Regions from separate parts of the Mus musculus genome. Here region 2 is linked to region 1. Evidence: chromatin loops called from intact Hi-C (ENCODE). Cell type or tissue: left cerebral cortex. All regions are shown on one strand.

What was found. Peaks named below come from ENCODE experiments on the same cell type or tissue, not always from the same donor. Only the 100,000 strongest peaks of a DNase experiment are listed, where the experiment ranks them.
Region 2: a loop joins it to region 1, with 2.8 times the contacts of the local background. A loop is called at or near these places in 1 of 42 quality-filtered maps.

The regions. Positions count from the first base shown.
Region 1 is chr1:13,588,057-13,592,056 of GRCm38, forward strand. Tram1 (translocating chain-associating membrane protein 1) reads right to left here and starts at 1,854. Exons shown (of 11, transcript NM_028173.5): 1 at 1,544-1,854. The coding sequence starts at 1,666. In left cerebral cortex, a CTCF peak has its summit at 1,979 (motif pointing left); DNase peaks (open chromatin) are centred at 1,137, 1,440 and 1,903; H3K4me3 peaks cover 2,044 bases; H3K27ac peaks cover 775 bases.
Region 2 is chr1:13,145,509-13,149,508 of GRCm38, forward strand. Ncoa2 (nuclear receptor coactivator 2) reads right to left here. Exons shown (of 23, transcript NM_008678.3): 20 at 3,423-3,600; 21 at 2,809-3,007; 22 at 1,367-1,456. Among named protein-coding and RNA genes, the nearest start is that of Prdm14, 20 kb to the left of the region's middle. In left cerebral cortex, no CTCF peak of the experiment used is centred here; DNase peaks (open chromatin) are centred at 1,646 and 3,244.

The DNA of each region.
Region 1 (4,000 bases):
TTCACTATGTAGTTGCCACTGGATTTGAATTCACAACTCTCCTGCATATGGTGACAAATGCCTACTGGCCACGTCCATGAGGTACCTTTAATACTATAGCAAGAAAACAGTTTTCACAAATTCAGAGATTACAAACATACATTGTGTATGTTGCTTATAACTGAACCCAGAGCCATACTTCTGAGCCACGCAGAAGCAATAGAGCACCAAGCACTAAAGACTCGAGGTACAGGTCAGCCATAAAACTCCTAGATTCACGCTACAACCAATAATCAAAGCAAGCATTTACTACAGGGCCACAATCAAACCCTAGATATGTAAATACCACCCACTCATATAATACTGTCAAACTTCTCTAAGCCGAATTACCTGATTCCTCAAACGGCAGCTGTGAGGCCTGTACAAGCGATGTAAGGGAGGATGAACAGCGTATCTGAGTTGGGTTATCTAGTAAGCGTTCTGACTAGTTCTATTTGCCCTTCACCCTGCAACCCTCCTTAGTTAAGTGGCTACAACCATCTGTGACACTATCAAGAACAAGAAGTACTTACATGTAGATTCAGAAAAGACTTTTGGAAGAGAAAAAACATCATATAACATAGAAAATTATCTAATGACACCAAATTGGCTCCATGGAAAACAAAAAACAAAATCGTAATCACTTTTCATCACTGGCTGTCTCATTTCATTAGTTCCTTGCTTTCAACTCAAACCTTTAAAGCTCGATTCTTCACAGCGGAAAAAGACTAGTAAAAATGGATGACAAAATATTTATCCTCACTAGGTTACATGCCAGGGAGAGAGGAGACAAAATGGTAATCATCAATATATCAATATATTTAATGAGACTCAGTGGCTTACAGATAAAAAAAAAAAAAATGGAAGGGGGAGGGGAGTGGGCGGAAGTACTGAGGAAGGTGGAAAAAAAAAAAAAACCCGTAGGATGTTACAGGTTCACCTTGCAAACTTTATTACCCACATTCAACAGCTGTTAAATAAGTCATCAAAATACTCAGATCTGTGGGAAGAGAATTTACACACTCCTGACAGTCTCATCGCCTCTGCTTCAAGAAAGGAAATCGCTCAACTCCTCAACACAGCTGTTGCGAGCCTCGCATCGGGATCAGACCCGATGCTCCGGGAACCCAGAGTCCAGAGCCCAGGCGGAAAGTTGGACGAGCGGCCGTCGGCGGGCAGGGGGCCACCGGGTTCGAACACCCGGTCCTCGCCCTCCGCGCAGGCAGCGGCCGAGGCCGTGGGTCGGGGTCGAGCAGGGGTCCCTGTTAGTCATCCGGCCCCGCTGCCCCGGCCCCGGGTCCGCCCATCGCGCAGGGCCAGCACGGCCGCGCCCGCCACCCCCGCCGGCCCCTCGCCGGCTGCCACGTAACCCTTCGCGGGAAGCAGGAACTGCGCGGCGCGGGAGGGGGCGGCGGGCCGGACCGGGCCAGGGCTGCAGGGCCGCGGGGGGCTGCGCAGCTCCGGCCGGGTACGCTAGGGTCGGCGGGCCTGGCCAGGGGTCCGGGGTCCGGGAAGGAGGGCTCACCTCGAACATAAGCCCCAGCAGGAAAAGCATCGCCAGGCAGGAGACGATGTCCGCGTGATTCTGCAGCAAGAATTCGTGGCTCAGCAGCGGCGGGTTCTTGTTGCTCTTCTTGCGAATCGCCATGGTGGAGCCGCCGCCTGTGCCTGCAGGTGCTTCCTCCGCCCCGCTCCGAGCTCTCGGCTGCTCACCGCCGCGCCGCCGCCTCCCGCTGGCTGCTCCGCACAGCCCCGCCGCAGCCGCTCGCTGGGGCTTCACTTCCCATCCCACAGCCAGTACGCAGCCGCCGGGGCGGCCCGAGAAAAAAAAAAAAAAAAAAAAAAAAAAAAAAAAAAAAAAAAAGGCCAGCCTGCAGCGGTGGCGAGCATGCGCACCAGGAAGAAACCGCGCGCTCGCGCCGTGGCCGCACCTGGTGGCCCACAGCGCCCCCTGTGGGCTGGAGGTCGCGGAACGCGAGTGGCGCGCGGAGGTTTCGCGCTGGGAGTTGGGAGTCGTTTGGGGCGCGAGCTTCCTGGGAATGGTTCATACCTTCGCGTGCTGCTGCAGCATGCACGGCTGCTGGGTGCCTTCGCGCCCTCCCGACCCACCCTGGCCTTGGTGCTACCACGTTCCACACTTGTTGGCCACTTGTGTAAGCGATAGCCACCGTCTAGAAAATTTGGAAAAACGAAGTAGCCTGCTTGTTCAAGGGCTTTTCGCGAGTTTGAGCCTTCCAACGTTGCTGTGGATGAGCTAGTGGTTGACTCCTGTAGTCCCATTGTTTGGGACGCTGAGGCAGGAGAAGTGCTCTGAGTTTAATACCATCCAGGGCTACATAGAAGCATCTTGTTTCTAAGTCAAAAATCAAAAACCAAAACCAAACCAAACCAAAAATCCCCTAAGTGTTAAACGCTTGCTTACCTCAGAGTTAAGCTCTTTTCTGTCCTGTCCAACTCCCCGGTCCCCACTGGAAGTTTAGATTTACTTGTTACATGGTATTAACACTACTTAGGAATCCCAAGAAATCGTGAAAAGGGATCCCTTGCCAAATCCTCCACTCTCCTACTTCTGTTTAACCCGGGGTATTTATTTTTTTCTGAAAAAGTGCACTACTTGCCCAGTCCAGAAGCTAAAATCCTAGGTTGCATCTTTTTATTAGCCTTTTGACATCTAATATAGCACCAAATCCAGGCAATTCAGTCTCTTTCCCTATTCCCACCGCTATAGTATAGCCAGGAGGGGGCCTGGCCTGGAATATTACATTTCCAGTGTAATCATGGTAGTTTAAAAAGGTGGTTACTGCCGGCAGTGGTCACACGGGCCTTTAATCCCAGTACTTGGGAGGCATAGGCAGGCGGATTTCTGAGTTCGAGGCCCGCCTGGTTTATAGAGTGAGTTCCAGGATAACCAGGACTACACAAAGAAACCCTGTTTTGAAAAATCAAAAAAAAAAAAGTGGTTATTGCGTCAATTTATTATTATGCTCAACTTATTGCCTGTGTTTCTACAGACAAGTTACTTCTATGAGGCTCAATTCCCTTACTTATGTATCCATTGGCTCAACAAGTAAGGATAGAGAGTTGACCTAGTAGAAACTTCACTGGGGATTCAGAACATAAGGGAAATGTCAAATTAACTGATCATTATGGGCTTACATTCTCATGCTGGAGAGAGAATCTTTTTAAAATATTTTAAAAGTGCAATGTGTTAAGTGGAGCTGAAGCACCAGGAGGAGAAGCTTAGGACAGCTGACGAGGAAGCAAAGCCAGTAGGTTTCATTTGTTGGGAGGGTGATGGCGTCCACCTCAATTATCCAAGGGGCTTCTTCAAGGCTCAAGAGAGCGGGGCACTAGACTTAGCTATTATTTTCCTTTCTGGTTAACATTGTGTTTTACTTAGTTCCAGGTCAGTTCCCACTTGCTCCCCATCTAGAATGTTCTTTGTGAAAGCACTGTTCTTTCCTGTTTTCTCCTTTTCTTTCATGGAAAACTATCCTTTCATGATCTGGTCCTGCTTGCCCAAAACAGGCTTGGTCTTGTCCTTCAGTCTCCCCCACTCCTGACTCTGATTTGCATTGCGGAAGACTAAGAAGCTATGGCATGCTTTCCCAAACTCCTTTCTGCCTTTGTGTCATTTTTTGTCTTTGTCTGGAACATTTTCTTGTCTTCTCTACCTAGCAGAGTTTGTGGTTCCTTCAAGTCTTCACAGATACCAAGGCTGACCAAACCAACCTGATCTTATGATCACACTATATTCTAACAGAGCTTGGATATAAAAATTATAGAGTTCACTAATTTAAGGTGTATGTTCCTATTGGCTATCATGTATTTACAGAGTTGCACAATTGTTAACACAACCTTAGTATGTGTATATTTAATCCCCAAAAGAAACCTTGTACAGATTACCTGTACAGTGTTACTGTTCTGATGTTAAATGTTCCCCAAAACTGTGTATTAAAGCTTCATCCAGGGCTGATGGGCT
Region 2 (4,000 bases), 440 kb before region 1:
GATTCCTGGTGCTCCTAGGAGAAAGCAGAAGCCTGGGTCTGCTTCAGAGGGCTTGGCTGGCAAGGGGCTTTTCCTAGATAGCTGTTCAAATGCTAGCTGGCTCACTCTCACTCATACTTACAGCACTCTGGCTAGGCTCCCCTGGCACTTTGCAGTTACAATGTCCTCTCTGAGTGTGTGAGTGTCACCTGCTGTCACTGTGCCTCAGGTTTTGGACCTCTGCTTTTGCATGGAGTTACCTCTGAGCTCTTAGCACTCCCTGCCTGTGAAAACCATGGCTATAGGAGAGGTATCAGCCCTTGGGAAGTGATAAACCCAAACAAAGGAACACATGGTTAGTGTACAATCTACCCCGCTGTCTGACATTCTTACCTGCTATGTATACATACCAGATACACATACAGTAAGGAAGGAAGATATGGTAAGCTTCGTGCACCTAATTATCACGTTTTAAGGACACGTGTGAGAAACAGCTACAGGACTCCTACCCGCTGTCAGTAGTATCTCTGAAGCCCACAATCAGGGTTACAAAACCCAGAAAAGCCACAGTGGGAAAGCCAATCCAGGACATTGCTGAGCAATGGGCGGGTGAGGTCTACTGTAGCCCTGCTGCTAACAACACAAAGGCTCTGGAGTGAGGAAGTTCAGTGCTCATTTACACTCCACTCTCTCCAATGGGATCAAGCTATTGCTTGGTTTTGAGTATGCGGAGGTGGCCTAAGAGGTTATTTCTTTAAACATTTTACTGTTTCTGTGGCGTGTGCAGGCACCCGTGTGCAGGCACCCGTGTGCAGGCACGAGGACAATGTGGAGAGTTGGCTCTTTCCACTCTGACTTCGGGGATTTAATTCAGTTCTCCCTGGCCCTCTTCATTTTTTGAGACTGGATCTCTCATAACCGGGGCTGGCTTAAGACTTGCTAATGATGCCGAGTCCCCACCCTCCTGCGTCTCTCTGACAGGATGAACCTTTCCTGAGGGTTGGACGTGGCAGTGTACATCAGTGTGTTAGGAAGAGCTGGAAAGCACGTCACAGTTGCATTTGCTGTAGGCTGCTTTCTGCGTGTAAATAGTTATTTTCTTGTTTTTTTTCAAGGTGGGAGTGTTGTTTTTTTGTTTGCTCTAAGATAGGGTAATGTGTAGCCCAGGCTGGTCTTAAACTCACAGTGTAGTTGACCTTGAACTCCTGACTCTCTTGTCTCTGCCTCCTCAGAGCCAGAGTTACAGGCATGCACCATCATGCCTGCTGTTTTTGTAGTGTGCTCTTTTGATCCCAGCACTTTCCAGGCCGACAAGGCAGAGAGAAGCGTTTGGCCTTCAGAAGGCCCACAGCCACCCTAAGGTGCACTCTGGGCTCCTGCTGCTTACCCGAGATGCATCTCCCTCCTGCTTGATCATGTCCATTCCAGGCAGTTGGTTTGGGAAAAGGTTGCCTCCCCTCAGAGCAGGGTCATTGACCTGTGGTGACAACATGACACATTTCCGATTTTAAGTTTTGTGGCCCTAGGGAAAAGAGGCTGTATCCCACAGCTAACAGCTTTCCATGTGCACACATGGGGCAGAGGAGGCTGCAAACACTACTTACCTTCAAAAGCACAGCTTATTTGCACATTTTCATTTATAGGCTGGTGACTCAGCCCTGAGAGCGTGAAGCACCTGAGACCATCTGCCACTTCTGCTCTCAGGCAAGTCATTAATTAGCAAGAATGACGTGAGAACACCCAAACTGGCTTTTGGGAATGGACTGGCCAAAAAACCTACTCATCAGCATTTATGTGTTTTTAAAAAAAACTCTTCTCATTACATTTACTTGTGTGTGATGGCTGCATGTATGTCCGAGGCCGGAGTGTAGAGGCCAGCTCTCTCGGGGGAGTCTGGGGACTACACTCAGGTGGTGAGGCTTGGTGGCAGGCACTTTTACTCATGGAGCTAGCCCACCAGGGCTAATAAGACAATGATTTTTCAGCAGACACACTGGGGTTGTGGGTTTGGACCTGGGCTTCTATATAAACTCCGAAACTCAAAAATATTTAAATCCATGCACACATTTCAAATGGTCTGGGTTGATGAATGTTCCTGAGTGGGCTGGCCCATGATTACGCTCGGTTCTGTGTCTCTGTGTACCTCACTCTCAACACTGGCCCGACAGAGCAGAAGGTGCTCCTGGCCCGTGTGGGCTACACATCTTCTCCCTACCCTTTCTAACATGCGCTTAGAGTCCAGGCTGGTCTGGAACTAAAGTCACCAGCACTGGAGCATCAAGGGGGCAACAGTGTGCCAGCCTTGTCACGTAAGCAAAGCGGCCCCGAGAGTGACCGGCTGGTAGGCTGTGTGGCCATGCTTACCAGAGGTTTTAAAAAGCTAGTTTTGTTTTGTTTTTTGAGAGAGGATTTCTGTGTGTAGCCCTGCCCATTCCGGAATATGCTCTGCAGAGCAGGCTGGACTTGAACTCGGAGATCCACCTGCCTCTGCCTCCCCAGTGCTGGGACTAAAGGTGTGGGTCACCATGCCCAGCAGAAACTTCCTAACACCTACCACTCCATTTCTAAATCCCACAAATGATAAAAAAGGTTAATGATGTGAAAATTAGGAAATAAAAACCAAAACAAAGCAAAAAACCCCCAACATGTTAGCAGCCAGGAGTCCTTCCCAATAGTTCCTTCGTCATTAACAAGTATTTTTTGTTAAATCTCACTGGCACAGGTGAAAATAAGGTGAAAAAACACTTTTCAAAATAGATATGGGATTTGTGGCATAAACAGACACAAAGCCAAGGAGAACGTTCTGAGCTGCTTCTCTGAGGCTCTTACCTGCTCGGGACCCATGGAGGGCAGTCCTGACGTAGGCACGGAGGTCACTGAGGTCATGCTCATCTGGCCTGTCATCTGGTTCATGCTGCTCAAGCCACCCGTGTTGGTTGCCATCGACACACTGATGTTCATGTTGTTACTATACATGCTGGTGTTTGCTTGTTGCCCAAAGTGTGGTGGGGACTGCTGTGAGAACATGCTGTAGCGTGGGAGACAGAGTTAGTCTGATGGTAAGCTGAGGCAGTCTCTATCTAAATGGGTGCTGGCCCAGGCATCAGGCTTGCTTCTTCCCTTGCACACATTGCTGGGAAGCACACACACTCCTGCTTTCCCAGCTGCTGGGGGCTTGCTGTTTGCTTCTTAGCATGTGCACTGATGAAGCCTGGCTCTGTGCCACCGCCATCCACAGGAATTCTACAGTTAGGAGTGGCAACTGCTTAGAGGTAATGTTTTTGCTCTAAAACAAGAGGTGCTGTGCTAGGCTTCTGTGAAATTGTTGACTTTTGCTAAGAATAAGCTAGCTTTTTAGCAGTTCATTTGCTATTGCTTGCTAAACGCCACCACCGCCTGGCTAGGGGTGATCATTTATATCAGACGCAGTAATGTGATGTTACCTGTTTCCACCCATGCTCCCCTGTGCCCATCCATTCATGTCTGAGGTGGGCTGGTAGGCTGGGTTGGCTTGAGACTGCTGCATCATGGGACTCTGAGTATGTGCCATCCGGGGAGACATTAGAGGACTCTGGGGAGTTGTAGCCCCAGTAAAGCCAGGATCAGGTTGTTGACTTATTCCTTAAAAACAAAAACAAAACAGAAGCCCAAAGGAGATTGTTATCTATATCATAGAGAGAATGTTCCAAATTAAGTATACACAGAAAAATTACTTTCAATTATCTGATTATGTGCAAATTATTAGATATTTGAAAGAAGCTGAGACAGAAGTACATGGAGAAAACCCTCTCTATACTTGAAAGCTCTCCAAGAGTCACAGGGCTCCGAGGATGCACACTAGCATCAGGGCTAGAGTCAGAGAAATGACATTTGTTCCTGAAGCCCTCTCTAAACCAAGGACGAGTCTACTATGTAGAGACTTGATTTTATCTGAGCCGGTCAGTCAGTGTAATAGTATCGTTCCTTTTAAATTTAGTCTGAGCTCATTAAATTCATCTATATACCAACAGTCAACATATGA